Regions from separate parts of the Mus musculus genome. Here all the other regions are linked to region 4. Evidence: chromatin loops called from intact Hi-C (ENCODE). Cell type or tissue: heart. All regions are shown on one strand. Region 1 holds the start of Trpv2 (transient receptor potential cation channel, subfamily V, member 2). Region 2 has its middle 27 kb from the start of Mmgt2. Region 3 overlaps Pigl (phosphatidylinositol glycan anchor biosynthesis, class L). Region 4 overlaps Ncor1 (nuclear receptor co-repressor 1).

What was found. A loop is a pair of places that touch in the nucleus more often than their neighbours do. Peaks named below come from ENCODE experiments on the same cell type or tissue, not always from the same donor. Only the 100,000 strongest peaks of a DNase experiment are listed, where the experiment ranks them.
Region 1: a loop joins it to region 4, with 11 times the contacts of the local background. A loop is called at or near these places in 10 of 42 quality-filtered maps.
Region 2: a loop joins it to region 4, with 2.4 times the contacts of the local background. A loop is called at or near these places in 4 of 42 quality-filtered maps.
Region 3: a loop joins it to region 4, with 5 times the contacts of the local background. A loop is called at or near these places in 8 of 42 quality-filtered maps.

What each region holds. Positions count from the first base shown.
Region 1 is chr11:62,571,574-62,579,573 of GRCm38, forward strand. It overlaps Trpv2 (transient receptor potential cation channel, subfamily V, member 2), which reads left to right and starts at 4,054. Exons shown (of 15, transcript NM_001382489.1): 1 at 4,054-4,552; 2 at 6,730-7,022. The coding sequence starts at 6,835. In heart, a CTCF peak has its summit at 3,893 (motif pointing left); DNase peaks (open chromatin) are centred at 3,898, 4,308, 4,768 and 5,148; H3K4me3 peaks cover 1,581 bases; H3K27ac peaks cover 1,141 bases.
Region 2 is chr11:62,671,614-62,679,613 of GRCm38, forward strand. No RefSeq gene overlaps it. Among named protein-coding and RNA genes, the nearest start is that of Mmgt2, 27 kb to the left of the region's middle. In heart, a CTCF peak has its summit at 4,366 (motif pointing left); a DNase peak (open chromatin) is centred at 4,328; H3K4me3 peaks cover 628 bases; H3K27ac peaks cover 751 bases.
Region 3 is chr11:62,493,073-62,501,072 of GRCm38, forward strand. The region is part of intron 2 of Pigl (phosphatidylinositol glycan anchor biosynthesis, class L); the gene reads left to right. Among named protein-coding and RNA genes, the nearest start is that of Pigl, 39 kb to the left of the region's middle. In heart, a CTCF peak has its summit at 3,473; DNase peaks (open chromatin) are centred at 1,889 and 2,579; H3K4me3 peaks cover 673 bases; H3K27ac peaks cover 1,931 bases.
Region 4 is chr11:62,392,935-62,400,934 of GRCm38, forward strand. Ncor1 (nuclear receptor co-repressor 1) reads right to left here. Exons shown (of 45, transcript NM_001252313.1): 9 at 5,331-5,503; 10 at 2,204-2,294. Among named protein-coding and RNA genes, the nearest start is that of Ncor1, 42 kb to the right of the region's middle. In heart, a CTCF peak has its summit at 3,651 (motif pointing right); no DNase peak of the experiment used is centred here.

The DNA of each region.
Region 1 (8,000 bases), 180 kb after region 4:
TGCCTCTGCTCCTGAGGTTGGGATTAATAACATCCAGCTTCTCCTCTTCTCCTTCTCCTTCTCCTTCTCCTTCTCCTTCTCCTTCTCCTTCTCCTTCTCTTCCTCCTCCTCCTCCTCCTTATTATTATTATTATTAATTTATTTATTTATGTGAGTACACTGGTGGTCTCTTTAGACACACCAGAAGAGGGCCTTGGATTCTATTACAGATGGTTGTGAGCCACCATGCAGTTGCTGGGAATTGAACTCAGAATCTCTGAAAGAGCCGTCAGTGCTCTTAACCACTGAGCCATCTCTCCAGGCACCCCCTTTAATTTTTTATTTATTTAATTAATTTATTTATTTTTCTTTTGTGTGAATGAATGAACGCATGTCTGGAGCCTGCAGAGACCAGAAACTGTCAGATCACCTTGAATTAGAGTTACCACCATCTGTGAGCCTACATGTAGGTTCCAGGAATCAAACTTGGGTCTTCTGTAAGGGCAGTCAGTGCTCTTAACCCCTGAGCCATCTCTCCAGCCCCCTTATTTTTATTTTTAATCATGTGTCTGTGACTGTGTTTTGGTTTGAATCAGTGCATGTTAGAGTGCATAGAATCCAGAAGAAGGAATCAGGTGAGAGTTACAGGCAATTGTGAAGTGCCCATGTCTTGGGGTTGCAAGCGCAGTTCCCATTCTTAGCTGCTAAGCCATCTCTTTAGCCAATAAAAGCTCACTTTTCATTGTCCCTTGATGGTCTCCAGTTTTACTTCAGGAGAACAGTGATGCCCTCTGCCCTACCTGACATTTAAAGCTGTGCTGACTATTTCATGGTTAATAAGCGGCCTTGGAAGCTGTGGGTATGTCAAAAGTGCATGCTCATCTCCTGGAAAGCACAAGTGTCCAGGGTGTGGCTCTGGGTTTAAATCTTTTCTTCCTCACTTCCCACCCATGTGGTCTACACTTGCCTACCTTCAGCCTCATCATCTGTGAAATAAGCTTGCTCTAAGGGTCATACACGGAGCACTTAGCATGGTATCAGACACAATGAGTGCTTAATACATGTTGTTGTTATTGTTGTTGTTTTGAAGTCTCACTATGTAGCTCTGGCTGGCCTGGAATTCACTGTGTAGCCTAAGTTGTCCTTGAATTCAGAGATTTGCTGTTTCTGCCTCCTGAGTGCTGGGATTAAAGGCACATTCCATCATGCCCAGCAAATCAATCAATCAATATATATGGGTATTTTACTTGCATGTATGTCTGCACATCATGAACATACCTGGTGCTTGCAGAGGCCAGAAAAGGGTATCATATCCGTTGGAACGAGAATTACAGAGCCTCCCTGTGGGGGCTGAGAATTGAACCTGAGTCCTCTATAAAAACAATTTCTTAGTTACTTTCCTATGGATATGACAAAACACCATGACCAAGGCAATTTGTGAAAGAAAGTGTTAAGTTTGAACTTACATTTTCAAAGAATTATAGGTCATGATGGTGCTGCAAAGGCATGGAGGCAGGAACAACTCAGTGTTTACATCTTGATCAGCAAGGAGGACACAGAAATGGAACACTGGGAATAACGTCTTTAAAAACCTCAAAGCTCACTCCCAGTGACACACCTCCTCCAACAAGGCCACACCTCCTAATCCTTCCCAAAGAGTTCTACTAACTGGAGACCAAGTATTCCAACATGATATTATGTAGGAACATTCTCATTTAAACCACCACAAGCGGCTAGGTCTTAATTGCTCAGCTGTTTCTCAAGCCCCCTTTACTATTTATTATTAATTTCTATCGTGCATTTATATTTACATGATGCATGTGTGGTTGTGTTACAGGACAACTTTGTGGAGTCAAGTCTGTCCTTCCAACTTTACATAGGTTCTAGGGACCAAATTCAGGTCACCAAGCTTGCATGACCAATGCCCTTTCCTGATGAGTCATCTTACTGGCTTTATTTTAAACATAAAGCCACAGCATTAAGATTTAAAAAATTCACCAGGCAGTGGTGGCACACTCCTTTAATCCCAGCACTTGAGAGGCAGAGGCAGGCGGATTTCTGAGTTCGAGTCCAGCCTGGTCTACAGAGTGAGTTCCAGGACATCCAGGGCTACACAGAGAAACCCTGCCTTGAAAAAAAAAAAGATTTAAAAAATTCTATTTCCAAGGGAACTGCAACCCTATAGGTGGAACAACAATATGAACTAACCAGTACCCCGGAGCTCTTGACTCTAGCTGTATATGTATCAAAAGATGGCCTAGTAAGCCATCACTGCAAAGAGAGGCCCATTGGACTTGCAAACTTTATATGCCCCAGTACAGGGGAACGCCAGGGCCAAAAAGGGGGAGTGGGTGGGTAGGGGATTGGGGGTGGGTGGGTATGGGGGACCTTTGGGATAGCATTGAAAATGTAAACGAGGAAAATACCTAATAAAAAAAATTCTATTTCCCATTCTGCTGCCCTCAGTTGCTTCAAGAATTCTCTTTCAGAGGCTTCACCTCACTCAGGAGAAGTTGGAGCCTTGTCTTCATAGAAAAAAAAAAAAAAAAAAAAAAAAAAAAAAAAAAAAAAAGCTAATATGAAGTAACTGCTTAAAAAAAACAGAGTTTGTTAAAGGAAATTTTAAGCATAGATTTAAACATTTATGAAGTTGATTGCTTAAATGCATATACGTGGCTTGGTTCCTGCTGCAAGGAGTCACCTCTTGGGGCCTCGCCCAGCTAAACAGAAGTGCTGGCATTACTCTGCACTTGCAGTCCTAAGCACATTTGAGCAACAGTGGATGGCTAAGTATGTTATTATAGGGGGCAGGCAGCACAGTACAAATCAGCCTCTGCCAGGGGCAAGGCAGGTGTCTTAGGAGTACGTTTCTAGGGCCCCTCCCCCCAGTTTAGGGTCTAGCTGGTCTAGCTCTACTGAGAGGAAGTGATGTTTAAACAGAAAATAGAGCAGGAAGCTGTGGTAGAGGCTGGCCTGGCATGCCCATGTTCAAGCACTATAAAACCAACAAAGAAACACAAACACAAGCAGAAGATGCTTAGAACTAAGGTATGTGGCCATGATGGCGATGCTACTGTGTGTGTGCGTATATGTGTGTGTGTGTGTGTGTGTGTGTTGCTTGTTGCTCCTAGCAGGTGAGACAGCTTGTACTACAGAGAAAACAGGACATATTTGGGAAGAGTGGAGGGCCATGCCAGCTAGTATTTGCTGAGTTTTGCCTTACAGTGGACTCATCTGAAAGATGACCAACCATGGAGGCACAGTTATAACACCAGCACTGTAGAGAGAGAGGCAGGAGGATTGCCACAGTTGGTTTCATATCAAGTCCTTGCCGCAGGTAAAAGTGTAAACCAAACTAAAATCTAAATAGCTGCCGTGGCTAATGACTGCCATACTGGACGGTACAGGTCTGGAGTGTAGCATGGTGAAGGTGACATGACTGGGGCGGGCCTCTGGGCTGCATGAGGTTGTTGTATGAAGTTTGGGTTTTATTTTTAGTGCTATGAAAAAGTGGCTTGGAGGTGGGGGTGACATTAATTAATTAATTTTTGTTATTTAGTTTTTCTTTGATTACTGATACTGGGGGTCAAACACAGGGCCTTACATATGCCACTAAGTCTACCATTAAAGCTAAACGCTGGCCCCTGGTTTATATTTTTAGCAGACCACCTTAGTTGGTATAAGAATGGGGTGTGACGTATGAGTGTAGCAGCGGAGAAGCAGGGGGACCGGTTTGGTAGAACATTCTCACGGGAGAGAAATTAGTGCTTTGGACCAATCAAACAAAATTTGGGATGTGGAGCAAGGACAGAGGTCTTCCGGCGAAAAAGAGAGGGAGAGCTGGTCCTTGTTCTCCCTGGCAGTGCCGGGGCTGTACAATTTCAGCCATTCCTGTTGGCCACACGGTTGCCACCTGCTGGCTGTTTCTGGAAGTGCCCTTGTAAATGGATACTCGGGGGATCCCTGGGGTCAGGACGCTGAGCGAATCTTCCTTAGATGGAAATAATGGCTGGATGGGTTGGGCTGCATTCTCTGGGGCAAATGCTAGACTGAACCTCTTCTCTCTCTGGGGCTATCCCATTCTTCTCTCCCTTGGGTCGGACAGTGATGAACCAAATGGCCGGGGGAGGGCACACGGTGTTAAGAATCAGGAGGGGTGGGCGTCAGTGTTTTAGGGCATGAATCCCACACCTGTGCCAGCTTCCACCCAAGCCTAGGTCCCACCACCCCAGAACTTCCTCTGACTGCCCCAGGGGCTTCTCTGGCTACAGTTGTGGGTGGAAGTGCACCGATGGAGGAGCAGGGCGTGTCTCGCGAAAGCAGGGTGTGGCCAGTGGTCCTGATGATCAGCCCAGTGGCCAGTCACTGGTCCTTGACAGGTTGGCGTTAAGCCCGCACTATCCACTGTGTGCGACGAACAGGTGGAGGGTGGACGATACAGAGAAAGCTACGGCCAGCTACGGAGGCTTCCGCGGCACTTCCTCTCTCAATCCCCGCTGCTGGAGAGTCCCGCTAGGCTTGGTGATCCTGGCTTGTAGTCTGCTGCCGCTACGCCTTGACTTCAGCCTGAGGGGTAAGTCGATGGGCTATTTCAGGATGTCCTAGGGGTTGCGTCTGGAAGTATGACAGTGAATGATTGGATTGGTCTCCCGGCATCTCCATCTTGGAATAAGGGTCTGCGTGGGATCTGGCTCCCTGAACCTCCAGGCCTCTTTCTCTGCTGCCAGAATGGGGATCCCAGGAGGTAAGGTAGACAGCCTCTGGAAGACAGTTGTTGCTGCTGGGGGTTGGGAATGATGTCAGACGCAGCGTCTGCCAGGATTTGCTTGAGGGTGGAAGCTAGACTGCGCAAAAGGAGGATGCCCATGTCCTACTAAGGTGGGCAGAGAAGTGAAACCTCAGTCAGGCCCCCTGGCTATTGTGGAAAATGCCCCACCCAGTTCTCTGAGTGTACTGGGATCCTGTAACAAATTGAGAGTGGGCCGGGGCCACACTACCGCTTCCTCTCTTGGCCCTGTTTTTTTCTGTCCCTTATTTCTACCAACCTGTTCCCTGCCCCTTTTTCCTACCCCCACTGTCTTCTGACCGGCTCTGATTCTTTCCTTCCGGTTTCTGAACTCTGAGGAAGACAGAGGCTCCCCAGCTCTAACTAGGTCCCAGCCCCGGCCACGTGATGGAGGCTGTGGTTGCTGTTTCTGTTGAGGGTGAGGTTAGCTGTCAGCTAACCCCAGACCCAGTGTGCAGTTTGAGGTGGGAAGGCAGATAGCGCTTGCCAGCTCTAAAGCCCCTTCGGAGGTGGTGTCTTATACCCTCAGATATGAGTCAGACTGGAAACGAACGTAATTGGGTTCTGAGAACTGAAGAGGACCATCAGGACACGAAGCGAGGTGGCAACTCACTTCTCTTTTCTGAGTCGCGGTTGTTCTGGCAGCAAAAGGAAGGGTCTGATAGACCAGTAGTTCCCTGGATCGCTCCCTCTCTACATTAAGGGTTTCGTGGCCTGTGCTGGCCAAACAACTGAAGTTTTATCTGTCTGTACCATTGGGCACTGGGCTTGATATCAGGTAGAGAATGGGTGGGGTTGTGAACACAAGCATTCTCACCCCTAAATAGGATTTGAGTCTTCTTGAACATCAGAAATTCCCAAGGGGGATAAAGACAGTCCTGACTTCCTGTGAGATAATATCAAAGTGACAACTCTGTCAGGTCCCTGCTCCCAGCACATCTTCCTGACACTGCCTCTCTCCTTCACCGCTGATTTTCCCTCTTGGAAAGCTAACAGTTTCCCACTCTCCTTCCTACACATACACACCCCTTCTGTTGTTGTTGTTTTGTTTTGTTTTTGTTGTTTTTTTTGTTTTGTTTTTGTTTTTGTTTTTGTTTTTTGAGGCAGGGTCTCATTATGTAGCCTTGGTCCTGGAACTCACTATGTAGACCTGGCTGGCCTCTGCCTCCTGAACGCTGGGTTTAAAGGCGTGCACCACCAGGCATGGCTCTCTTTTATTTTTATTTTTATTTTTATTTTTTTGTGTATGTAGGTGTGGTTTTGGATGTGTGTAGACGCCAGAAGTAGATGTGGATTGTTTTCATTGTTCTCAGCTTTGTTTTTTTGAGCTAGGGTCTCACTGAACTCTGCTAGACTGGCTGGCCAGCAAGCCTCTTGTCTCTGCCTGCCTTTCTTCACTGAAATTAAAGATATACCTCATTCCGTGGCTTTTTATGTGGACACCCAGGATCCTCAGCTCCTCCAGGCTGTGTGGCAAGCCCTTTCTGATCCAGCTCTTTCCTCATCCCGCCTCCCTCTCCCTCTCCCACTCTCCCTCTCCCTCTCTCTCTTTCTCTCTTGAGACAGAGTATCCCAGGCTATTTTCAGATGACCTTGAACTTCTGATCCTCTAGCTCCTAATTCTATTTTTTAAAATATTTTATCAATTTATTACTTATTTTCTGTATATGAGTGTGTACCACGTGTGTGCTTGATACCTGCAGAGGTCAGAACACATCAGATCCCCTGGAACTGGAGTGACAGAGGGTTGTGAGCCACCATGCAGTGCTGGGCCCCGAACCCCGATTCTCTGGAAAGGTAGCCCAGTGCTCTTAACCACTGAGCCATCCCTCCAGCAGCTGGCCTTGGACTGCTACAGGTGGCTTATGCTTTGCTGGGTAGAGAAGCCAGCACTCTGTGCATGGTAAACAAGCACTGTCTTTACCCCAGCTCCTGCTCTCCTTTCTCTACATCACCTTCTCCAGGTCCCAGCCAGGCCTACCCCACTGCGGTATGAGAGAGAGAGGGGAACCTTAAGATCTCCATCTCCACAGAAGTTTCAGCGATAAGGAGCACCCTCCTCTCTCAGGATGACTTCAGCCTCCAACCCCCCAGCTTTTAGGCTGGAGACGTCCGATGGAGATGAAGAAGGCAGTGCTGAGGTGAACAAAGGAAAGAATGAGCCACCCCCCATGGAGTCTCCCTTCCAGGGAGAGGACCGGAACTTCTCCCCTCAGATTAAAGTGAATCTCAACTACCGAAAGGGACTGGGTCCCAGGTGAGGCTACCGCAGTTCCCAAACAGCACTCCAAGTCACGCAGTGGCCAATCCCTCACAAGTGTCTCTTCCTCATAGCCTAGCTCCACATAGTCCCACAGTCTGCTCTCTAGGGTTACACCTTCCAGAATGTTCTGCGTTCTTGGCCTTCTGCCAAGATCTATGTTTTTGGTAGAGGCACTTTCATCCAGTACCAAGTATGCAACTGACAATCAAACCCCTCTTCTTGATGTTTCGAACCCCACCCATTTTGGCCACAGTGGTAGCTCATGGCTGTAGCGGGATCCAAGGCTGACATAGTCACTGAGGCAATGTGGACCCTGAGAACTGAGGGCAGTGGGCTTCCTTTTAGAGTCATCTGCAGTTTGAGTTTCCTGTGTTATAGCTACCAATTCAGGGAGTGAGCCTGAGGGCATGCATCCTGCTTCCGGTCCTGCTAGGGTACTGAACCTGACTTCCCAGAATCCTCATGGGTTGACAAGAGAATGGACCAGGAAAGTCCTTTCTCCCTGCTCATCCCTGAGATGTGGCTATCACAGTGTAGCCTTGGCACACTGTGTTGTTTGTGTGAGAGACTAGTTAGCTAGGTTGGGTGACAGCACAGACAGGTGCATGGTGGCATCTGTGAATGAGTAGTGGGGCTGGACTGATGGTGATAGAATGGGATCCACAATGCCCTTTAGAATCCCAGTCGGTACCTTTCTGTGCTTCCCTAGTCTAAGGCCATGCATGGTTGCTGCCCTAGTGGCAGGGAGCAGTGTCCAAATGACCACATTTTCTAGGCAGATAAAACACAGAGCCCCTCATAGTCTGTGGCCATAGGGCTAACTGGATGAATAACGTTCATCTAGCTGGAATGAGGTGGACACCTATCTGTGTGGTGTTGCAAATGTGAGGGCTGCCTTTAAACGTGTCATGGCTGTATGTCTTCAAGTGTGAATGACCCAGTTAGTCACCCTATGTGTCAGAGTCATCAGGG
Region 2 (8,000 bases), 280 kb after region 4:
ATTTACCCCCTCTGAAAGGTTCCTAGAATTCCAAACAAACTCTCTGCAGCTGGGTAAAAACACTGCCTGCTAGTGCAGGAGGCAGGGGGTGGGGGTGGGGAGGTGGCGCACGTCTTTAATCCCAGCACTTGGAGGCAGAGGCAGGCAGATTTCTGAGTTCGAGGCCAGCCTGGTCTACAAAGTGAGTTCCAGGACAGCCAGGGCTACACAGAGAAACCCTGTTTCGAAAAACCAAACCAACCAACCAAACAAACAAAAAAACAAAAAACAAAAAAACAAAAAAACCCTAGTGCATGAGGCAAATCATTGTCACATGTTATGAAGCAACCTCTTATTTCACACCTGGGATTAAAACAAAAACATATTCACTGAAGGGACCCTGTTATAGCAGTCTTGTATGAGGCTATGCCAGTGCCTGGCAAATACAGAAGTGGATGCTCACAGTCATCTATAAGATGGAACACAGGGCCCCCAATGGAGGAGCTAGAGAAAGCACCAAGGAGCTGAAGGGGTCTGCAACCCTATAGGTGGAACAACAATATGAACTAACCAGTACCCCCAGAGCTCGTATCTCTAGCTGCATCTGTAGCAGAAGATGGCCTAGTCGGCCATCACTGGGAAGAGAGGCCCCTTGGTATTGCAAACTTTATAAGCCCCAATACAGGGGAATGCCAGGGCCAAGAAGCGGGAGTGGGTGGGTAGGGGAGCAGGGCAGAGGGAGGGTATAGGGAACTTTCGGGATAGCATCTGAAATGTATATAAAGAAAATATCTAATAAAAAATAAATTAAAAAAGAACCAACCAACCAACCAAACAACAACAACAAAAACATATTCACTTAATGTACCTGGGTTTTTGAAGGAACCAAAATTCTTGCTATGGATTTGTTTGTTTTTTGAGACTGAGTTTCTCTGTGTAGCTCTGGCTGACTTAGAACTTGATCAATAGACCAGGCTGGCTTTGAACTCAGAAATGCCTCTGCCTCTGCCCCCCTGCCCCTCTGCCCCTGCCCTTCTGCACCCCTATCCCCTGACCCCTCCTCCCTGCTCTCTCCCCAACCCCCCAACCCCCCGCCCCTCTGCCCCTCGGCCCTCTGCCTCCCAGAATTATAAAGGCATGCACCACCATGGCCCAGCTGCATATTTATTCTTAATTCAGAAACTCCATAGTGTTTTCCCTTGTGGCTGCACCCCTTCCCATATCTGCCAATGATGTTCAAAGGTCCCACAGCCTTGCTCCTCCTCCTCCTCTTCCTCCTCTTCCTCCTCTCCTTCCTGTGCTAGGGATGGACTCAGCCACTCTTATGCTGAGTTCACTTCCAGCTTCTCTTTCTTTTTGCTTTTACTTAGAGAGAGAGAGAGAGAGAGAGAGAGAGAGAGAGAGAGAGGTGTCCAAGTATATGTGTGCATATGTGTGCATATAGGCCGGGAGTTGACAGCGAGGATATTCTTTGATTGCTCATCACTTCATTTACGCAACTCACTGTGAGTTGCGTGGACTGACTAGCTTATCTAACCAGCTAGCTCTGGAGCCTCCTGTTGGATTGACTAGTTTACCTCCAGCTTGCTCGGGGATCCCCCATCTTTGCCTCTACACGCTGTGACTGCAGCGGCCTCCGAACCTGCCAGCTTTTGTGTGGGTTCTGGAAACTCAAACTCTGGTCCTCACGCTTGCACAGCACTGCTCTTTATCCACTGCCGGCTCCAAGTCTTCTTTGCATTTTTAATGACAGCCGTGCAAGTAAGGGTGAAGCAGCTTTTCATTGTGGTTTTGACTCCCTAATGAGAAGTGATTGATGTTGAGCCTCTCAGAGAGCCCTTCTCTCTGTCATCTGTCTGCCTCTGTCTCTCTGTCTTTCTTGAGTGTGCACATGTGTGTGCATCTATGTGGGAACCAGAGATACAGGCTGAGTGTTGTCCTTGCTTACTTCGGATCTTATTTCTCTGAGACAGACAGTGCCTTTCCTGGACCTCCAGCTTACTGACTTGTCTTGATTAGTTGGCTAGGAAGCCCAGGGAGTCCCCCTTCTCGCCTCCTGGTTCTGGGATTACAGATGCATACTGCCATGCCACCACAACCCGTACCTACCTTAGAAACCCCCATGATCTCGGGTGCTGGAGGAGCTCAGGTCCCCTGCTTGCTTGTGCAGTTAAGCTGGTGACCAGTGGCGCTGTCTCCCCAAACCTACTCACACTCTTTTTAAACATCTTTTTTTTTTTTTTTTAAAGTTTTTTTTTTAAGATTTATTTATTATTTAAGTAAGTCCACTGTAGCTGTCTTCAGACACTCCAGAAGAGGGAGTCAGATCTCGTTACGGATGGTTGTGAGCCACCATGTGGTTGCTGGGATTTGAACTCCGGACCTTCGGAAGAGCAGTCGGGTGCTCTTACCTGCTGAGCCATCTCACCAGCCCCCCTACTCACACTCTTATTGTTCACTTGTATTTCTCCTTCGGAGAAGTGTTTATTCAAGTCCTTTGACCACTTTAATTTTTTTTTTTTCCCCAGACAGGGTTTCACTATGTTGCCATGGAATTCACTAGGTATATCAGATTGGCTTCTAACTCACAAGAAACCCAGTGGCCTCTTCCTCCTGCATGTTCAGATTAAGGGGGGCACCACCTCACCTAGCCTTTTGACTATTACTCTCCTTAACTTTATTTTCATGTTATTTAGTATATTTTATGTTATTGGTATTTATTATATTTTATGTTATATATTATGCACATGCCTGGTGCCTGTGGACACAGAAGATGACTAATCCCTTCCAACTGTGAGTTGCCATGTGGGGGCTGGGAATTGAACCCAGGTCCTCTGGGAAAGGAGTCAGTGCTCTTAACTGTTTGATCCATTCATTTAACCCAAGCTTTGGCCATTTAAAAATAAGTGGTTTTCCTGACCATTACATATTCTGTGTGGCATTAAATTCTGTCATTCTTACAATACTGTACTTGTTGGAAGCCCTGGGCACATACAGCCCTATTCTATTCTTATAACAACCTTGAGATATAGGTACAACCCAAATTCAAGGACTGCATGGGTCAAACCACATTCCTACGGTCACACTGCTGGTAAATGATGGAGCAGGGAGTTTGACAGGGACAGAGGGGAACTGGGGGAAATTTTATCGGTATCTTTTCTAAAGCCCTCATCGGTAGTAAGTGAATAGCTTCGAGGCAGGAGCCAGCATCTGCTGATTTCATCCCAGCTTTAACCAGCTACGGAGCTGTGCCTCGCCCCACCCCCACCCCTCTCAAAACTGAATATTTAATATAAAGAATTGTTTGCGCAGATGTTGGAAGACCCAAAGAGTCAAATCTGCAAAGCTTAATAACCAGCGTAATGGATACAGCAAGAGGCCATGAGAATAACAGACAGGGAAGAGTCAGGTTGCCAGAACTCAGGGAGGTCCTGCGGGGTAGAAGATCAGGCCCTCAAGGGAAAGTATTGTGCATCTGGTGATTCAGGGTGGCGCGGAGGGGGCGGGCAGTCACCTGTGCACCAGCATCTTCTGAGAGAATGGAATCTGGGAACTTTGGTTCAGTCTGCTCATCGTGCCTGGCCTTGGTGACGCTGTTGGCACACATGGGAAAATGCTTTGCAAAATCCCCACACACCAGGGAGAAGAGGTAACGCATTCTTAGGATTCACCACAACAGTGCCGTATCCACACCCGCATCTTCCCGCATTTCACACAACTCAAGCTCTGTCTGTGTGCTTGCTGTTTTCTGGTATGTCTGCTTTCAAATGTCCCCAGGGGGCCCAGTAAAAAGGTTGGGGAGCCTTTGTAGCATGCCACAGGCGTCCTTGTTGGGGCTAGCCTCTCCTACCTATTAGTTGTATCATTATCATCACGATCATCTTTTATGTAGCCCAGGCTAGCTTCGAACTTGCTATGTAGCTGAGGATGGCCCTGTACTCCAGATCCTTCTGCTTCTGCCTTGTGAGTGCTGGGACCACAGATGTGCACCACCATGCCTACATGCCCAGTAGTCTTGAGGAGGCAGATCAACAAGGTGGGGTCATGAAGCTTGTGAAGGGGGACTGTCACCTCTGCCACAGTGGTTTGCAAAGCTCGGTCCAGAGCTTCTGCTCAGCCCCGCTTTCTCCCTTCCCAAGATCCCTCTCTCCTTTGCCCTTCACATTGGTGTTGCTGTAATTGTACCTCAGGAAATAACCCTGAGGCATCCGCCGTATCGGAGCCCCCAACTGGATCTGAGCCACTTCAGCCACTCTCTCCTCACAGTCCGAAAGCACCGTTAAACAGGAAGTTAGGGCGCTTTGGTGTTGTGACTGCCTGTGGACTGTGCAGTGCCTGGAGGGCGGAGGATTTGTTTAGCATCCCTCTCCTGCCATCTGGTGGATGGATAAGAGGATTATGAACAGACCCGGCAGGCAGGACACCTAAGAGAAAAGAGTGTTTTCAGGGGGGGAAAGAGGAAAGCAGCAAATGGAATGCCACTCTGCGCTGAGGCCTAATCCTAGGCAGCATGCCCTCCCTCGCTCGCTCACTTCAGCTACCTAATCAACGTTGCAGAGAAAGCTGCATGACTTTTGGCGTCTGCAAGAAGAGTGTCACCATCCTCCAGCTATGTCACCAGCTGTAAATGCCCTCAGAGGCTGGCTGGCTTCACAGAGCAGGCTTTTCTCTTCACTTAGGACGAAGCCTTAAATGGAAGATTCTAGACATGAACATTGTCTGATTGTGCCTTATTCTGATATTATGATGAATTTGGCTCTGTCCCGCTCTATCCCACTCAGGACAAGAACCGCCCATTGGTCCAGTGTCTCTGTGTACATGTGCTAATAGCCATCCCTGTTGTCGGTATGACTGCCATGGTCTCACACGCTGGTGTTCAAGTTGCCTATATTTTACTCAATAATGTCTTCAAAGTGCAACACTAGGGATGCTGGCAATTTTGCCATAGTCTATCTTACTGTTGTTGGTAATCTCTTCCTGGGTCTAGTATGTTAAAGTAAATGGTATGCGGAGTGTGTGTAGAAAAAGCAGAGTGTACATAAGGTTTGCTACTATCTATCTTCTGTTTTGAACACCCACTGTGGGTCTTGGAAGATAGCCCTCTCAGATGAGGGGGACAACTGCATTCACAAAGAATGGGTTCTTGCTAGCTTGTGACATCATAGACAAGGTGGCTGCAAGACTCACTCTGGAGCCAGGTGGTGGGGATACACACCTTTAATCCCAGCACTCAGGAGGCAGAGGCAGGTGGATCTCTGTGAGCTGCAGGCCAGCCTGGCCTACAGAGTCAGTTCCAGGGCAGCCAGGGCTACACAGGGAAACCCTGCCTGGGAACAAAAAACAAGACAAAACAACCAACCAAAAAAAAAAAAAAAAAAAAAAAAGACTCACTCTGAAGACGCTTCCTGTGTTCTGTGTAGCTTGGGAGGGAAGACCTATGGGTCACGTAGTTTCAGAGGTGCTCAGCTCTCTCTCTGCTGCTTCTGGGCCTGCGGTAAGTGTTGCAGGAACTTCCCCCAGGGAGACATAAACAAATGTTTTTGTTTTTGTTTTTGTTTTTGACCCCAGACAAAGCACCAATGACCAATCAAAGAGATGTGTCTGTTCAGGTCTGCCTTGGTGAATCAGTGAGTTTATTTGGCGTGTAGAACCAAGGGTGAAGAGTTACTCAGAGGAGTGTGGGTTAGCCATATTACAGAAACATCCTGTCCCATCATGGATAATGACTCCCACAGTTACATACTCAGACTCCCCTTCAGTTAACCCTCCACTCTCTGTGTACACTAACACGTCCTAAGACTGGCACAGCCGGGAGCAGGTGCAGCTGGGAGCGGCGACAATCTTGGATGGGAGTCTGATGACCCTCCTCTCCCCTTGTTTTTTTTTGAGAGAAGGTAGCAAGCCTGATCTGGAGGGTGCCCTGTGAGCAGCCATGGCTACTCTGCTGAAGATGGCAAAACTGTTATGGTTAGAGAAAAGCATTTCACAGAAGTGAGGCAGAGCATCTGGGCAGGAAGGAGGGAATGGGTGGCCTCCCAACATCCTCTTCAAGGACATATCTCAAGTGACCTAATTTCCTCCCACTTGGCTCTACCTTTCACAGGCTCCACCACCTCCTAAGGACACTTCACACTGATACCAAGCCTTTAAGACATGAGCCTTTGGGGACACTTCAGACCTAAACTACATTACCTACTGAAACCCCGCCCTTCAAACCGTAATTCCCTGCTCTTCCCTAGCCTCTGGCAGTCACTTTTATTTCTGTTTCTGAGACTTGACTCCTCGGTGTACCTTATTCATCTTTCTGTGACTAACTCATTTCATTTAGCATGATGTCGTTAAAGCTCAGGGATCAGAATGGCTTTCTTTTACACAGCTGAATAATATTCCATCCTGTGTATATGTTACATTTTGTTTATCCATGCATCCACTAATGTTTCCTATTATGACTGTAGTTAATAATGATGTGACATGGATGTGTAGGTATCTGCTTGAGTGTCTGCTTTCAAACTCCTGGGTATATACTCAGAAGTGGAATTGTGAAGCCATATTATATAGCATGTTAGTATTTTTATTGTCACAACAAATAACTTTTAGAATTTAAAACAGAAATGATTTATTTGGGGTCATTTTCAAAGTTTTTAATCCATGGTGTGCTGGCTCCAGTAGTTTTTACAATCTCCCAATACTGATCAATTTCTGATCCCATTAGTAGGTTAGATGTCCAACCTTTTAATACTGCAGAATGTATTGGGCTATAGTCACAGCTCTCTGGGAATGCAGGCATCCCAAGACCACACCCTGTGTTCACCCATAGATAAAATCAGAACCCTTGTAATATATTTGCCTCCCCAGAGCTCATCAGCCAGCAGCCACACCTTCAGTACACCTGCCTTCTAGAAGGCATTTCACATTGACATCACTACATGTGGCAAGTCTATATTTCATCGTTTGAGGACCTGGCCTACCATTCCAGATGAACATATGCCGTTTCATTTAATACTCACAGGACTTCTGAGAAGAAGGCCTGCTATTCATTTCTCTTCTTAACGTGTGAGGAAATATAAATCAGAGGGAGTCAACTTGCCTGTGGCCAGAGAGCCAAACAGTGAAAGAGCAGGAACAAAGGCAAACCCAGTTCACATCACAAGATGGCTGTCATGGCTTAGGTGTCACTAGGGGTGTGAAGGATTGGGGCAGACATTGCTGACCAGTGAGACAAGGGTGCAGCCCCACACTTAGGTGTAGAGTTGCCATCTGCCTCAGCAATTCCATCATAGGTACTTATAACCCTCCCCAGATAGAAACAAGAATTCTACAAACAAAACAAATCGACCGTGACCTTTTATGGCAGTACAGTTCACAAAGGTCAAAAGGTAGAAAGAGCCCAGACACTCCATGATGAAAGGGCAGAAGGGCAGAGTGTGGCACATCCATGTACTGGATGGATATCGGTAAAAAAGAAAGGAGGCGCCAGCGTGGGTGAACCCCCAAAATGATCGTTCAGAGAAGCTGTCTACAGAGGCCTGTCTGTGTGACTAGATTCACAGGAAATGTCACAGACCAGCTAAACCCACAGACAGAGAGCAGAACAGTGTCCCGCTGCTGGGGAGTGGCAGGCATGCAGGAGGCTTCTCACAGGGAGTGATGATGTGGCACTACATGCTGGTGAGGGAGCCTTCTAGAACCTCTGCATGACATTCTTTCTTTAAAAAAATTCATTATTTTATGTACATTCCACATATTGGCTTCCTCCCAGTCCCCCCTCCCACAGTTCTTCATCCCATCCCCCTTCCCCTCAGGGTGCTCCCCCTAGAACCTCCCCCTTCCCTGGGGCCTTAAGTTTTTATAGGACTAGGCACATCCTTTCCTACTGAGGCCAGACAAGGCAGTCCTCTGCTACATATGTGCCAGGGGCCTTGGACCAGCCCATGTATGCTCTTTGGTCGGTGGCTTAGTCTCTGGGAGCTCCCAGGGGTCCAGGTTAGTTGACACTGTTGTTCTTCCTATGGGATTGCCAT
Region 3 (8,000 bases), 100 kb after region 4:
ATATGGGTTCAACCTAACAGAGAGTGGTTGGCTAGTGCACCCAGGGGCTGCTCTCATCCCCCTTCCTTAAAATTGAGTCTAAAGTTACTTGTAAGTTGGAGTCTCTTAGGACAAAGCATGGCCAGAAAAAACACTGTTTTATATACTGTGGAATAGCGTAGAGCAGATTGCAGCCTGTTCTCAACACCACACTAAACAACACACTGGCAAACTATGAAGTAAAATTTCCTATAAGAGTGCTGCAAGCTTTGTTGCAACAATATGAAGGATGTCTTTGAGAAGGAGAAGCACAGACTACTGATTTCTGTACAGCACTGTGATTCACAATGCCTCAGCAACCTCTGGGTACCTTTTACAAAATGCCAAAGAAAAAGTGGTGGCACATGCCTTTAATCCCAGGACTTGGGAGACAGAGACAGGTGGATCTCCAAGTATGAGGCCAGCCTGGTCTACAGGACTCCACAGGAGTTTGGGCATCTTTCATAAAGCACACAAGGGTCTCCAGTCTACAAGCAGCAGCAGTACTTACAGGTATGTAGAACAGACAGAAACAGGGCCCCAGTGTTCCAGGCTGAACTAACTACTAATTGGTACAACCCATGTATCCAGCAGGCCTTTTCTTCCTCTGTTTTTGGTTTTTGTTTTTTGTCTTTGTTTTTTTTGTTTTTTGTTTTTTTCTAGACAGGATTTCTCTGTGTAGACCAGGCTGGCCTTGAACTCAGAAATTCACCTGCCTCTGCCTCCTAAGTGCTGGGATTAAAGGCGTGGGCCACCGCGCCCAGCTCTTCCTCTGTTTTAGTGTCTTGGAAGAAGGTAAGTGGTCATAAACCCTCCTGCGTCAGCCTGTAGAAGCTTCAGCATACCTGCAAGGACAAGGCCCTGTGACCTGCGGACAGTATTAAGGAAATATTTCCTACAAGTACCTACACTTGTGATTTCCTGGCTCATTTTGCATCGAAGGCTAAAAGAAAAGGCCATTTTATGATTCCACTTGGGAGAGGGAAGCCCTGTGCAGAAAGGGGTCTGTTGGGACATTTAATCAAGGTGCTGACTGTTCCGCTCTCAGGGCATGTTCTTCCTTCTCCTCGTCCTTCTTTCCATTGTTTTATTTCCCCTCTAGGTTTGTCTCACTCTAGAGCCATGGTTCTCCACCTTCCTGATGCTGAGACCCTTTAATACAGTTCCTCATGTGTGGGGACCCCAACCAGAACATTATTTTGTTGCTATTTCAACTGTAACTTTGCCACTGTTATTTATCATGCAATGCTAAGAAACATGTATAACTAGCCATTAGAAATATGCAAATTAGTCAGGTGGTGGTAGCACACACTCTGATCATAGTGCTCAGGAGGCAGAGGCAGGCAGATTTTTTGTGAGTTCAAGGCTACCCTGGTCTACCGAGTGAGTTCTGGGACAGCCAAGGCTTCATAGAGAAACCCTGTCTCAAGAAAACAACAACAAAGAATCATAGATATCTGATATGCACAATATCTCATCTTCAACGCCAAAGGGGATGAGACCCACAAATTGAGAACCACTGCCCTTACTCCACAGAAGTTACTGAACCCTGCTTTCAACTGTTGGGTCCAACCTTTTAGCTTAGATCCATTTCCCTTGTCTTCCCTGGTCCTCCTGTGCTCCAGCAGGAACGCTGCAGGATGGCCTCAGCATGGGGAGACAGCCCCTGCCTCCCTAAATGAGCCCTTGGTGAGGACGGGCCAACTGCTGGGCTCCAACTAAGCTTCCAGGCCCTGGGCCTGCCAAAGCCGTTACACTGAACCCTACTGACCTTTACCCACTTTAGATGACAAAGGAAGTAATTAAGTTTAGAAATGTGCCTGAAGTGGGTGGAGGAGGGGCAGCAGATTCTGCCAGCACTGTGCTAAACAAGCCACAAGACCAAATAAGGGTGTCTGAACCACTTCCATCTGTATGAGAGTTCAGAGTGCAGTGTGCAAAAGTAGGACTTGGTTCTCAGGGAGCTAAGTCGTTACCTAACCCTGCTGGAGCTCTGCTGGAGCTCTGCAGCAGCACCGGTCCTGGTCGCTTCTGCAGAGGCTGTGTCTGAGAGAAGACAAAGCAAACCTCCTCTTGCTAGTGGAGCCCAGGGGCCTCCCTTCTCAGACGTACTGACTGGAGGAGTCTCCTGCACCACAGATTCTCCAGAGTGTTTGCATGGCACTGCTGAGGGACTGTAAAAGTACCAGTAAGGACGAGTCACTAGAATGTGTGAAGGTCAGAGTTTGAGGATATTTCACTATTAGAAAAGCAAGCGTCACAGGCTGAGGCGAGCTTGTTTACTGAACACAGCAGTCCCGGGTGGAGCCGGGAGCTGGGAGCATTTTCCTGTAGCACTAACACTGTTTGCTAAGTCCACCCTCTTCCCGCTCTCAAGGGCTTGTCAAACACAAGGCCTGGCCACAGTCTTCCTCTGCTCCCCTGGATGGTGGCCATCCTCCTCCTCCTCCTCCTCCTCTTCCTCCTCCTCCTCCTCCTCCTCCTCCTCCACCTCCACCTCCTTGTCCTCCTCAGAGGCCTGCGACACTCTCAGCTCCACCAGCTGCCGGTGCGCTTCAGCAACCACTGCCAGCTAGCTGCTCATGCCGCCAGCTCATCATACTGCCTCCTTGGCTTGGAATCCCTGACCTCTTGGCTCTCCTTTCCCTGGGAAATTCCTTCATCCTGCAAGATCCCAAACCTCAGCTCCACTCAGCCCTAAGCATAAAGAGTGACCTATATCCATGTTTGGCTATTGCCTTGGGTATGATACAGAAGTGTGTACTTGGTCCATGTTAGCTAAGTGAACACTGAATTTGTTCTGAGTCTTGCCCTGATGTTTTGGGGTCCCGGGCACCCTTATCTCCAGATACTCACTGTTGTCTGACAAGCCCATGGCTCAGGCTCAGTCTACCACCTGCTTTCTAGCTCAGGGCTTCTATGACATCTCAGTCCTGGGGCACCCAAGTAAGCTCACCTTGAAGTCTGAAGAGCTAACAGGCTACAACCTGCCCTCTGTGTGGAGGTACTGTACATACAGCTTTTTAGACACCCATGGGATCTAATAAGCCATGTATCAAATCAATAAAACCACCCTCCTTCCCAGCTTCCCTCCCTCTATGGCTCACTATCCCTCCCTCTGTGCCTTCCACAGTCCTTGTCTCCAGGTGACAGTGAGGTGGCTTCAGTGTAGGCTCTGCTTTCTGGGAAGCTGAGACTTGGTTATCTCAAGGCTCCAATCTATTGGGAGCTTGTCATTTGGAGGCCCTCCCACTTTATTGCCTTGTTGTGAAAATTCAATTTCTTTTCATATTCCTATTCCTCTTTCACATGAGTTATTCTTTATGTGACAAGCAAAGGTTTAGGGGCTGGGGGCTCTTTCTGGTGTACACACTAACATTCCACGTCTTGGGTGGATCCTCACTTTCAAGTTCACAAGGATAGAGAAATCGCCCCCCTGGTGGTGAAGCTGTAGAACTGCTAGTCCTTTGGTAAGGGAGGTGAATGTAGGTTAGGTAATTCTTTTTTTTTTTCCCCTGAGACAGGGTTTCTCTGTGTAGCCCTGGCTCTCCTGGAACTCACTTTATAGACCAGGCTGGCCTCGAACTCAGAAATCCGCCTGCCTCTGCCTCCGGAGTGCTGGGATTAAAGGCATGCACCTCCGTCGCCCGGCATAGATTAGGTATTTCTACTTGCTCTACCGGCCTTTAAGCTTCTCCATTTCCTTATCGGAATTTTCTAGAAGTCTAGGGTCAGACTCACGGAAGCCATTTGAACTCTGCCTGTGCCCTTCTCCACAAGCATCTTGCTTTTATTTTGCATTTCTTGCATTCTTTCTGAGAATCCTAAAAATGCATTATATTTTGATATTTTGCATTCCTTCCTTGTAATTTTGCCTGTTTTCCTTAAATGATCTTTTCTCTTTTTTAACCCAGGCCGATCTCAAACTTGACTTCCTGCCTCAGTCTTCTGAGTCTGATTCAGCTTTTAACCCTCTTTAAGGTTTTTATGTTTTTCCTGGCATATATTAGTTTACATAGTAATGGGTTTCATTTTGACATTCTCAAAAATGTATACAATGTCCCTTCATGGTCATCAGCCCCCATAGCACTCCCTTGTGACCCCTCCCCTCCTACTGCTTCTCTCTCTCTTCCCAGCTGGCCCTCCTTATCCACGTCTTTCTTTTTTTCTTCTCCTTTTGTTTGTGTGTTTGACCCAGTGAGTTTACTTAGGGTTGTTTTCAGCAGCATGGGTGATGGGTTATTTATAGGAACACAGGCCCCTCGCCAGTGCTTGCACCACTGGAGAAAATGTCTCTCTCCCCATCAATCATTAACCCTCTATAGATCCTCAGGGGTGGGTAGGGCCTCCTAAATTCCTGATGATCTCAATCTTATTCAAGTTTTATGCTCATAATCACAACTGCTGAGAGTATAAGAATGCAAAGTCAGGCTGGGTGTGGTGGCCCTAGCCTTTAATCTCAGTACTCAGGAAGCAGAGTCAGGCCGATTGCTATAGTTCTTTCTATATAGAGTTCAAGGCCAGCAAAGACTACTTAGTGAGACCTCTAAAAAAAGAAAAAGGAGAAGAAGAAAGGAAGAAAGACAGACAAGAAAGAAAGTCAATGCACATGTCATATCAGGATAACAACTCTTTATTTAAAATATTTTTTGAGGGTTGCAGAGATAGCTTAGCGGGTAAGAGCACTGACTGCTCTTCCAAAGGTCCTGAGTTCAAATCCTAGCAACCACATGGTGGCTCACAACCATCTGTAATGAGATCTGATGCCCTCTTCTGGGGTGTCTGAAGACAGCTACAGTGTACTTACATAGAGATAAGTAAATAAGTTTTTTTTAAAAAAAGGTTTTTTGAAATGTATATATGTATATGCCTATAGGTATATGAGAGAGTACGTGTGTACAGGTGCCTGTGGGTGTGTACAGTGCCTGTGGAGAACAGAAGATGGCATCAGATCCCCTGCATCTAGAGTTACAAGTGATTGTGGACGCCTAACATAGGTGTTGGGAACTAAACTTATATCCTCCAAAAGAGCAGAAAACACATTATTGACTTCTGAGCCATCTTTCTAGTCCCCTTAACAGACTATATATATATATATATATAGTGTATTAGAGTTTTGTCTGCAATATATATATATATATTGTATTAGAGTTTTGTCTGCATGTATGTCTGTGTGAGGATATAACCTGAGGCTGCAGCTACAGACAGTTGTGAGCTGCCATGTAAGTGTTGAGAATTGAACCCAGGTCCTCTGAAAGAGCAGTCAGTTCTCTTAACAGATAAACCACCTCTTGGGCCACAGCCCTCAGTAGTGTTTTAGAGATTATTGGGTTGTGAGGCACATTGCCACTCTGCCTGGCTTTGCATGGTCATACCCCTACCTGCACAGCCTTGACCTGACAGCAAGGCACAACCATCTGTAATTCCTGGTTCCAGAGGATTTCATGCTCTCGATGGCTTCCTCAGGGACCAGGCACACAAGTGCATAGACACGCATGAAGCCAAATACTTATACATACAACATCATAAAAATGTTTGTTTGTTTGTTTTCCGAGACAGGGTTTTTCTGTATAGCCCTGCCTGTCCTGGAACTCACTCTGTAGACCAGGCTGGCCTCGAACTCAGAAATCCGCCTGCCTCTGCCTCCCAAGTGCTGGGATTAAAGGCGTGTGCCACCACTACCTGGCCTAAAACATTTTTAATTTAAAAAGTATTTTATTCAGAGGTGGTGAAGTACACCTTTAATCCCAGCAAGGGAAGCAGAGGCCAGCCTGGTGGTCTACAGTGAAGTTCCAGGCCAGTCAGAGTTATATAGCGAGACCCTGTCTCAAAATAAAGCAAATACTTTGTTTTTGAGGGTGAGCAAGTTGACTCAGCAGGTAAAGATGTCCCCCGCTGAGCCTGATGATTTGAATTCAATCCACAGGACCCACATGGTGGAAAGAGGGAGGCAGCTCCCACTGTGTGTCTGCTGAACTCCACATGCACACTGTGGCAAGCACTCATGCATGCAGGAATGCAAACATGTATGCATTCACACAAAATCAATAAATGAAACATAATTGTTTAGAAAAAAGAATGTTTAGTCCTCATCTTCCTTTGGACACTTCCTTCCATTGGAAGTTAAGCCTTTTTTGTTCAGTTTCCTTTGCCGGCTCTTTCAGGAAACAACCCAGGATTGAGCTAGGCAGGAGGTGAATGTTAAGGCGCAAAGCATCACCTTGCGTTTAGTAATGGAAATTTTTAGGAGCTCAAAGCTCAATAACTTTGTTGCCCATCCTTGGAGGCTTCCAGAAATCTGGACTTGGATGTTAAAAAATTACAAGGGAACTGCTTTAGAATATATGCCCACTGGGGCCGGACAGGCTGATCAGTGGTTAAGAGCACTGTCACTCTTCCAGAGGACCTGGGTTCGATTCCCAGAAGTAGAGCACTTGCCTAACAGCCCTCAGAAACACGCGCACACGTGCACCCCTTAGTTCTTAGAGCAGGCATGATGTATGCTTACTAGTGTTTCCAATCAGCTTGTAAAATGCACAGCCCTCCACCCTCACCCCATCCCCATTCCCTGATACTCTCCCCCACCTTTGTCAACAGTTCCCATCTACTCTTCTTAACAGGGTTCTCTTTTTTTTAAGATTTATTTATAATAATAATAATGATAATAATGTTCAGATGCACCAGAAGAGGGCATCAGATCTCATTACAGATTGCTGTGACCCATCATGTGGTTGCTGGGACCTTCGGAAGAGCAGTTGGTTCTCTTAACCACTGAGCCATCTCTCCAGCCCTTAACAGGGTTCTTGTAAGAATTAGTCTACATGCATACTCCTCACTTCATCTTTGACGCAGAAATTGAGTTTCGCTGATTTTATCACAAGGAAATATTGAGAGCCACATACAAAGAGTTGTATGTGTTGGGTACTTGTCATAATCTTAGTACAGTAATAAGCACAGGAAACAACCTAAATAATTGATTGTGTGGAACTTTTAAAAAATTAAATTCAAAGCTTAGGAAACGGTTCATTGAGTAAGAATTTCAAAAGCACAGTATCCATGTTTTGTTTTGTTTTGTTTTGTTTTAAAAAGGCAAACATGGTCACACATGCCTGTAACCCTAGCAATGTAGACGATAAAGTCAGGGTTTACTGGCTGCCAGCCTAACTCTCAGTTTAGCAAGAAACCCTGTCTCTAAGCAATAAAGACTGGTAGAGAAGGATTCCCAGTGTCCTCTCTGGTCATCGTGCGTATACATGCTCCTTCATATGTGTGTACCCCTAACACAATCACACAGACACACACAACATCACAACCAAGTCTAAGTAATTGCTTTCATGTTGTAGATATCAGAAGCCCCACTATGGTAGAAGCCACCATGGTGACACCTAAGACTGTGTGGCTGACTCTCCAGAGCCCTTAGTGTCTGTATTCCTTTTTGTCACTCTGTTATATCTGTCTTTCATACCTGATTAGTCTCTGGACCAAAATGGCAATTATAATTCTAATCAGCATGTGTAAACTCCAGTCATCAGGAAGAAAGACTGTATAAACAAAACCGGACACAGGTCATTCACCAACTGTTTCTTTAGAGTCCAAAGACTGCCTCCAACACACCTGTTTTGCCAGCACTGTTACCAAAGCAGAACTCCTACTCTACCAGAGAAGATAGAAACCGGGCAAAGGTTATGCCTTAGACCCAGGTCTTGTACTAATTAGAAGTGCACTATTGGCAAAGGAGAACTCATTTGGTCTGAAAGGAGGGGTGTGTGTGTGTGTCTGTGTGTGTGTGTTTGCTTGAATTTTTCTTATATTTTCTTACATTGAGTTGGAGAGAGGAAGTTGGGATGACTTGCAATCTATGCCCAATCCATGCACTTTTTAACTCAGATCAGTTTTTTTGGTAGTAGTAGAGTCTATTCTTGAGACAAAGGCCTACTCTATAGCCCAGGATATCCTGGAACTCACTATTGTAGCTAGGCTGG
Region 4 (8,000 bases):
CCTATAAAAACGTAACTTGACTCAATGAACAGAGGAAAGGCTCTGGAACAAGAACCACTAGTTCTGCTACCCACAGCACTATGGCCCTGTACCTTCCTGTGCCTTAGTTTCATAAAATAGTAACAACTAGAATCTCTTTCTTATATTTTAGTTTAGTGAGATAATACATAAAAATGTACTTATTACAGCAATTTTAAGTACCAGGTCCACTCTTCAAAACAGTAAACCTACAGTAATCTACTACAACTTGAATCAAAATAGTCACAGAAAAAATAAACAGGTGTCCATAGATTAGTAGAGATCAAAGTAGACAGGTTCACAATACTATTTTTTGTTTTGTTTTTTTGTTTGTTTGTTTTTTAGAGACAGGGTTTCTCTGTGTAGTCCTGGCTGTCCTGGAACTCACTCTGTAGACCAAGCTGGCCTCAAACTCAGAAATCCGCCTGCCTCTGCCTCCCAAGTGCTAGGATTAAAGGCGTGGGCCACCACTGCCCGGCTGATACTATTTCTTTTTAATTTTTACTTCATGTGCATTAGTGTTTTGTCTGCATGTATGTCTGTGTGAGGGTGCCAGATCTCCTGGACCTGGAATTACAGACAGTTGTGAGCTGCCATGTGGGTGCTGGAAACTAAACCTGGATCCTCTAGAAGAGTGGCCAGTGCTCTTAATTGATGAGCCAACTCTCAAGCCCCTCGCATTCATTATTTTTTTACTTGTTAGTGTGCTGAAAACATGCAAGCATAGGTTTTATATGCCTGATTTCTAAATCGTTCAATAATGTTAAACTAAATCTACCTTAGTTTATTTTTCAAATGTACTACTACTTGAATATTTAAGTTCTCCACAACTCTACCCTTGGAAGATTACTTATTATTTATGTATGTATTTATACATAGCATTTATTTTTAAAATACACAACTATAAATAATTATTCTTAGAGGAAAACTACAGCAAAAATAACTTTCAACTTTTTAAACAAAATTTCAGAAACTCTGTATCAAAGAAGAAAAAATAGTAGATAGCGTTTGGACTTTGTCACAGAAAAACTGAGATTAGAGTTATTTTGAGAGTTTCCTGTATCTCAGACTGTATCTGACAACTTCCAATATGGATTTTTTTTTTCATCTCTGCACAGAGATCAGCATGCCTCTGCCTTCCAAGTGATGGGATTGAAAGCTTGTGCCATGCTCAGCTATGATCCCTGTTGTTTGGTTGGTTTGTTTGTGTTTTTGATTGTTTGACTTTGGTTTGTTATTTGGGGGGGGAGGGGCAATGTCTCATTAAGCAGTCCAAACTGAGCTGAAACTTGCAGTCCAGACCAACTCAGAGAGAGCAGCCTGGCCCTGCCTCTGGGATAAAGGCCTCACCACAGGAACAGGTGTTTTGTTAAATTATGTGCATGGCATGTGAGTACAGGGGACCTCTCAGGACATCATCAGATCTCCTGAAGCTGGGGTTACAAACCGTTGTGAGCGTAAACTCAGGTCTTCTGAGAGGTGAGGCATGTCTCCAGTTTCATCTTTGGGTTAGTTTTTTTAATCCCAAAGTGGTCATTTTCACTCAAATTTTCTTGCTTAAAATGTAAGTACCTTTGCCTGGGACAGCTTACCTGCCTCTCGATTTACAGATATTGCTGTGGTCATCACCACAGCCTCTGGGGAGCAAGCAGAGGCTCCTTCCCCCCTTGCTGGAATGGAGCCAGAAGCTCAGCATGTCAGCCAGCTCTGCACCCATTACTTCTCACTTTCACACTGAGCCCATCATCCCTTCTAGCCTCGCCTCCCCGGGCCTCTGGTATGTCCTTATCAAGGACACAGTGATGGGCACCTTCTTTTGTTTCTCCAGATAGGGTTTCCTTATGTAGCCCTGGCTATCCCAGAGCTTGTTCTATAAACCAGCTGTCCCTGAATTCACAGAGATCTGCCTGCCTCTGCCTCCCAAGTCATGTGTCACCACCTTCCAGCCAATCAGAGCTATTTCCTTAACTGTTCCCAGGTCTCCTTGCTGACAAAAGAATCCTTGTAAAACATTTAATTACACTACTTGAAACCAAGAAATGGTTGATCTTAGTCTTTAGAATACTTCAAGCACTATTACCTAAAGTGTCCTCATTTACATACTGATAAACATTTACCCCCTGAGCTACAGGACTAAAATGCTTATACAGTTAGAGAATTAACTTGAATGAATCAATTTTCTTACCTCCTGTTCAGAAAGACCATCAATAATTTCAGAAATCTCATGCTCACTCCTAGCAATGGTGGCTGAAAGACCAGCTCCCCTCTGACCAACTCTAAATATGAAGAAAAAATACAAATATATTTAAAGACTTTTTATGAAGACATAACAAATTAGTATAAATACTGGAACTATACAGACCAAGCTGGCCCCAAAAATCAAAGATCTGCCTGTCTCTGCTTCCAAGTGATAGAATTACAGGCACACACACCACTGCCTAGCTTAAAGTAGGACTTTTAAAATAAATATTTTATAATCACTCTTTGAAACTTTGTTCACATGAACAATTTATCTTGATCACATCCACCTTCCATTCCTCCCTTTCAAGATTTCTACATTTTTGTTGTTGTTGTTGTTGTTTACTTTTCTGTGTAACCCACTGAATTCAATTGGTACTATCTGGAATGTTGACTGATGTTGGGTTGATCATATACAAGTCTGTACATATAACTACAACTCCTTAAGTTCATTAGTGAAATATCTACATCATGTCCATGTCTGTAAGATAGGACACACAATGGCACATTTTTGTGTATATGCATGTCTATGATGCAGGTATGTCTGTAAATGTGTGCAGATATTGGGTGTCTCCCTTGATGACTCTGTATTATTAAGTAGGACTTTTTTTCTAAACCAATAGAAAGTCAAAAAAATAAATAAATAAAACCAAACCAAACCTGAAATTCAGTGAATACTTTCAAGACGTATGCATAAATCACTACCAAATTAGCAACAACTTAAATGTTAAGAGATTTAAGTTACACGTTGGACTGGGGATACATTACAACTCAGTTGGTAAAGTGTTTGTCCTACATGCATCACTACCTGGGTTTGATCATTAGCACCACAGACAGACAGACAGACAGACAAAAAGGTTGTATATTCTAGTTAGAATAGTGCACTGAGTAATGGGGTACCTATATTAAAAAAGAAATGATTGATGCCATGTCTAATTTTTGTCTGTATTCTAAATAATGGCAGAGCAAGCTTAGAAAAATACATTGCACATTTCTAAAATATAAGGAAAAGTACCAAAACAGAAAATTAAGTTTAAGATATTTGTAAGTTTGTATGGGCATTACTAATGAGGTTTCATTCATACCTATTTTCTACACATAAAAACCTATCAAAATACAAAGTGTGGTTCACTCCCAGCACCAGGAGGCAGAGGCAGATGATCTCTGTAAGACTTAAGACAGACAGATCTCTATAGCAAGTTTCAGGACAGCTGAGGTTACATAAAAAGACTGTCTTTAAAATAAATAAATACATGAGTCAAAATTTATCTACTAAACTCACCACCCCCCCGGGCAAAGAATTTTTCTTTAACTCTTATTTTTATTTTATATGTCTGAGTGTCTTGCCTCCATTTCTGACTGTGTACCACACACATGCCTGGAAACAACAAAGGCCAGTAGAGGGCATCAGCTCATAGGTAACCAAACCTGGGTTCTCTGCAGGAACACCAAGGACTCTTAATCACAGAGCCATCTTTCAGCACACAGAATTTCTTGATTCAATAATGAATTTCATGCTATTTCATTATGTTTGATTATTAAGGAACATTCAGGCCTGTTCGTACTGTCATTTTGAAGAAAATTAGAACTTCCAAGAATTAAAGGCTTAAGATGAGGGAGGATTTGGCTCAATTGGCAGAGTGCTTGCCTGCCTAACATGCACAAAGCCCCAGCACTGCATAAACTAGGCATGGTGACACACAGGAACTTGTAATGCCAACACTTGGAAAGTGGAGGCAGAGGGTCTCAAGCCGCATAGTAAAATACCAAGTCAGCCAGGGCTACTGACCTACTCCAGATCCTGTCTCAAAGGTGAAGGAAAAAAAAAAAAGTAAAGGCCTAGGGCCACAGACATCTTCTGATGCCTCAGAAGTTAAAGACAACAGGGTGCTCTTCCGGAGGACTCAGGTTCAATTCCCAGCATCCACATGGCAGCTCACACTTGGCTATAACTCTAGTTTCAAGGGAATCTAAGGCCTTCTGGCCTCCGTGGCTACCATGGTGCACACAGGCACACAGGCAAAACATTCATTCACATGCATAAAACAGTTAATGAAAGATATTCACTTAGATTTGACATGCAAATTAGATATACAAAATAATATTAAATTCACTAAGAAATTATCCTCAGAGCTGGCAAAATGGTCCATGCGGTTGCCATTAGATCCAATGGACTGGGCTAATACTAGTTGGTGGGTTCAGAGAACCTACTCCCACAAGTTGTCCTCCGACCTTCACATCAGATCAGTATTACTATGGCACATGAGCCTCCCACATACAACCCCCAAAATGAATAGTAAGTATAATTTTAAAAACTTAAGTTCAAAATTAAAATTTCTTGTAGGCAGTGGTGGCGTACACCTTTAATCCCAGCACCCAGGAGGCAGAGGCAGACCAATCTCTGAGTTTGAAGCCAGTCGTCTACAGATCAAATTCAAAGACAGCCAAGGCTACATAGAGAAATCTTGTCTCAAAAACAAAACCACCCAGCCCCTCACCTGCAGCAGCACTCCAGAGAGCAGGCCCTGCACCTGGCCTGAGCAGCACAATAGAGCCGGCCCTATTGGCATGGCCACAGGAGAGGGCATGAGAATAGAGAGCCAGCTCTGCCCCTTGCCTGAATCATCCGGTGAGCTAGCTGAGGCAGTGCTGGAGAGCCCTCCCTGGTGGTGTGGGTACGGGAAATATGGCAGGCTTATTAGCTCAGATGCCACCCAGGCCCAGATCCAGGGCTTTGAATTGACCCACCCCAACATCTGCCCCATCAATGAACAGCTGGAACACTCGAAGGGGACGGTCCTACAGATTCAAAGCAGCAGGATCTCCATGACACAGGGAAAGAAGTGTGGACAAAAGGATATTCTGTGGACACACTATGACACACTACAGCCTGCACAGTGAGATTTCTACTTTCTTTTGGGGGCAAGGGTGGAAGACAGATACAAAGGGAAGAAAAATATGAGTGGGAATGAGGTACATGATGTGAAATTTGCAAAGAATCAATACAAAGTTAAATTAAAAAATATGATTTGAAGGGGAAAAAAATCACAATTACTAAACATCAAACTACATACCGCTGAAATCTTTCTTGCTGTTCTCTTTGTTTTCGAATTTCTGGAAACTGCTTCTCATAGTATTCCCTTGTTTTGCTTTCTTTTGCTTTCCTCCGGGGATTATTTTCTATTCTGTCCACTTTTTTCTCCCACGCTTCCATGAGCTGATCATAGCGCTGGCAGATTTTTTGTTCCTATTAAACACCCGTAGCAAATTAATAACAATTAAACTGAACTCATGATTTGGTAAGCCTAACCCTTTGAAATATATTCCATTTCTTAAATTGAATCAGAAGTACATTTGGCTTGTATGACTCAGCTACAAATGACAATTTGTTCTTGATCTAACAGGAGAGATGGAGCCATTCCCTTAGATGAACTCACCAGGAATACTTTCCCTGGAGATTTTACTAACCATTAGCACTATACCAATTAGCAAACTCACAGACAACTATAACTAGTAGTGTCTGACCTGCTATTTTTATTTTCCTGATAACATGCCTCATCAAAAAGAAAGGAAAAAGAAAAACATTTACACAGTTCATCATCTATCCAGTAGTTCTCAATCTTCCTAGTGCCGTGACCTTTGAATTCAGCTCCTCATGTTGTGGTGACCCCCAACCATAAAATTATTTTCATTGCTACTTCATAACTGTAATTTTACTTCTGTTATGAATCATAATGTAAATAGCTGTGTTTTCCAATAGTCTTAGTCAACGTCTGCTGTGAAAGGGGTAGCTAGAGCCCAGAGGGGTCACAACCCACAGGTTGAAAACCACCGTTCCAATCACTCTTAAAGGCAGCTATAAGTACTGTATCGGTACCCATCCACACTGTCAGAGAACACACACACACTTAACTGTTTCTCTACCATTAGCTTTTTCACCTTTTTTGTTCTTGTTGCTGTTGTTAACTAGTCAATTTTTTTGATAGCACAGAAAAGGCTGGAATTAGCTATTTATTCATCATCATAAAAAGAAATCTGGTAAAAACATGAAGTTAAGAACTAATATTGTGGTTAAATAAGTGATTTAAAAAGCAGAAAAACTTTCCGTTATGGTTATAGAACTATGTGAATATGATACTGGATAAAGGAAAGTGAGAAGGGCCTTAGGGGACACTGCTAACATTGGTCACCTTAAGAGAGACTGGATAGGAGAGTATTTCTTCCTCATGCCATTCCCTCACCACTCCTTCCAACATCCATTTGCCTTGTGTGCGCTTCATGTTCTCTCTCTCTCTTTCCTCCCACCTCCTTAATTCAAGTCAACACCATCACCGAGAGCGAAGCAATCATCTAGTAAATGTGGTTCACATCATTTCTGTTGCTTTCCAAAGCAGAGGAGAAGGAAGCCAGGGCCTGGCTCATGCTAGGTCCGTGTTCAGATCTTCCCATGCATTCTCACTTTTACAACCAGATTGAAATTCTTTTGTTGTTTAATACAGGGCTTCCTCTATCTGGAGATGGCCTCAAACCCACTAGGTAACTGACCATGACTTGAACTTCTGATTTCCCTGCTTCAACCTATTGAGTGGGGATCATAAGCATGTGATACCATACAGTTCATTTGGTACTAGAGATCCAATCCAAGCCTTCATTTATGTTAGGCAAGTATTATACCACCGAGTTACATTTGCAACCCCAGATGTAAATAATTAAAATACAAACCTGAACCTCATACATACTCAGTTTAAAAACATTTAAGTGCCCTCAGAATCTCATACAAAATCTTGACGGTGACCTCCAGGACAGTGTGCCACTGAATGCCAGCATCCTCATCAAACCTCCCACTTCCCAGCTCACTCACTATAACTCCGCAGGCTCTAAGCCTGTCATATTAGATATTTTATTTACTCTGTTTCCTCTGCTTATGTACTTTTGCAGTGTATTGGCTTCCCTGTTTAGTGGCCCTTCTTGATTCATATCTGCTTTAGGCATCCCGTTATATACTCTTGCAGTCAGTTGTATGCATGAGATCACATTATGATCACAATGCTGAACCTGTCCGCTGGCATATCTGCTCCCTAAGAGCAAAACGGTATGGCTACCTTACTTGCTTTTCTGGAATAATACATGGAACACTGTCTACAACTGATAAATGTTTATTAAACAAATCAGTAAACAACAAACTACAATTATTCCAAAGCATGAAAAAGTTTATCTGCCAATGATTTCATCACTAGGACTAATTTAGCAAGTCCCACAAATACAGTTAAATGAAATGTACAAAAAAAGCTGGTTTCTCACTTAATATTAGTAAGTTCTTGAGAAAAAATATTCAACCCCAGTTATTTAAGATAGTATCTAAAAGATAAGGCTGGTAAATATGAACTACAGAAATTTTACACCAAATAAAAGCTGCTGTCTCTTATGCTTGACAGCTGTTAACCTGTTAGGCCATTAAACATAAGGTCAAGTTCATTTCTAACACAGTTTCAAAGAATTTCATTTCATTAAAAATCCGAACTTAAATGTGTCTATAAAATTAGTATTACAAAAATTAGGATATTTTCTGAAACTTATTTTTATAAGCATAAAACTATTAGAACTGTGTAATGAGAAACTATTCCAGTTTGAAGACTGAGCAGTTTTTCATTAGGATGGAAGAGTGAATCTCATTAGCATGACCGTAACTTACCGAGATTTGTTTGTGCCCTAACAGACTGAAAGCGCACCATCCTACTTCGTCT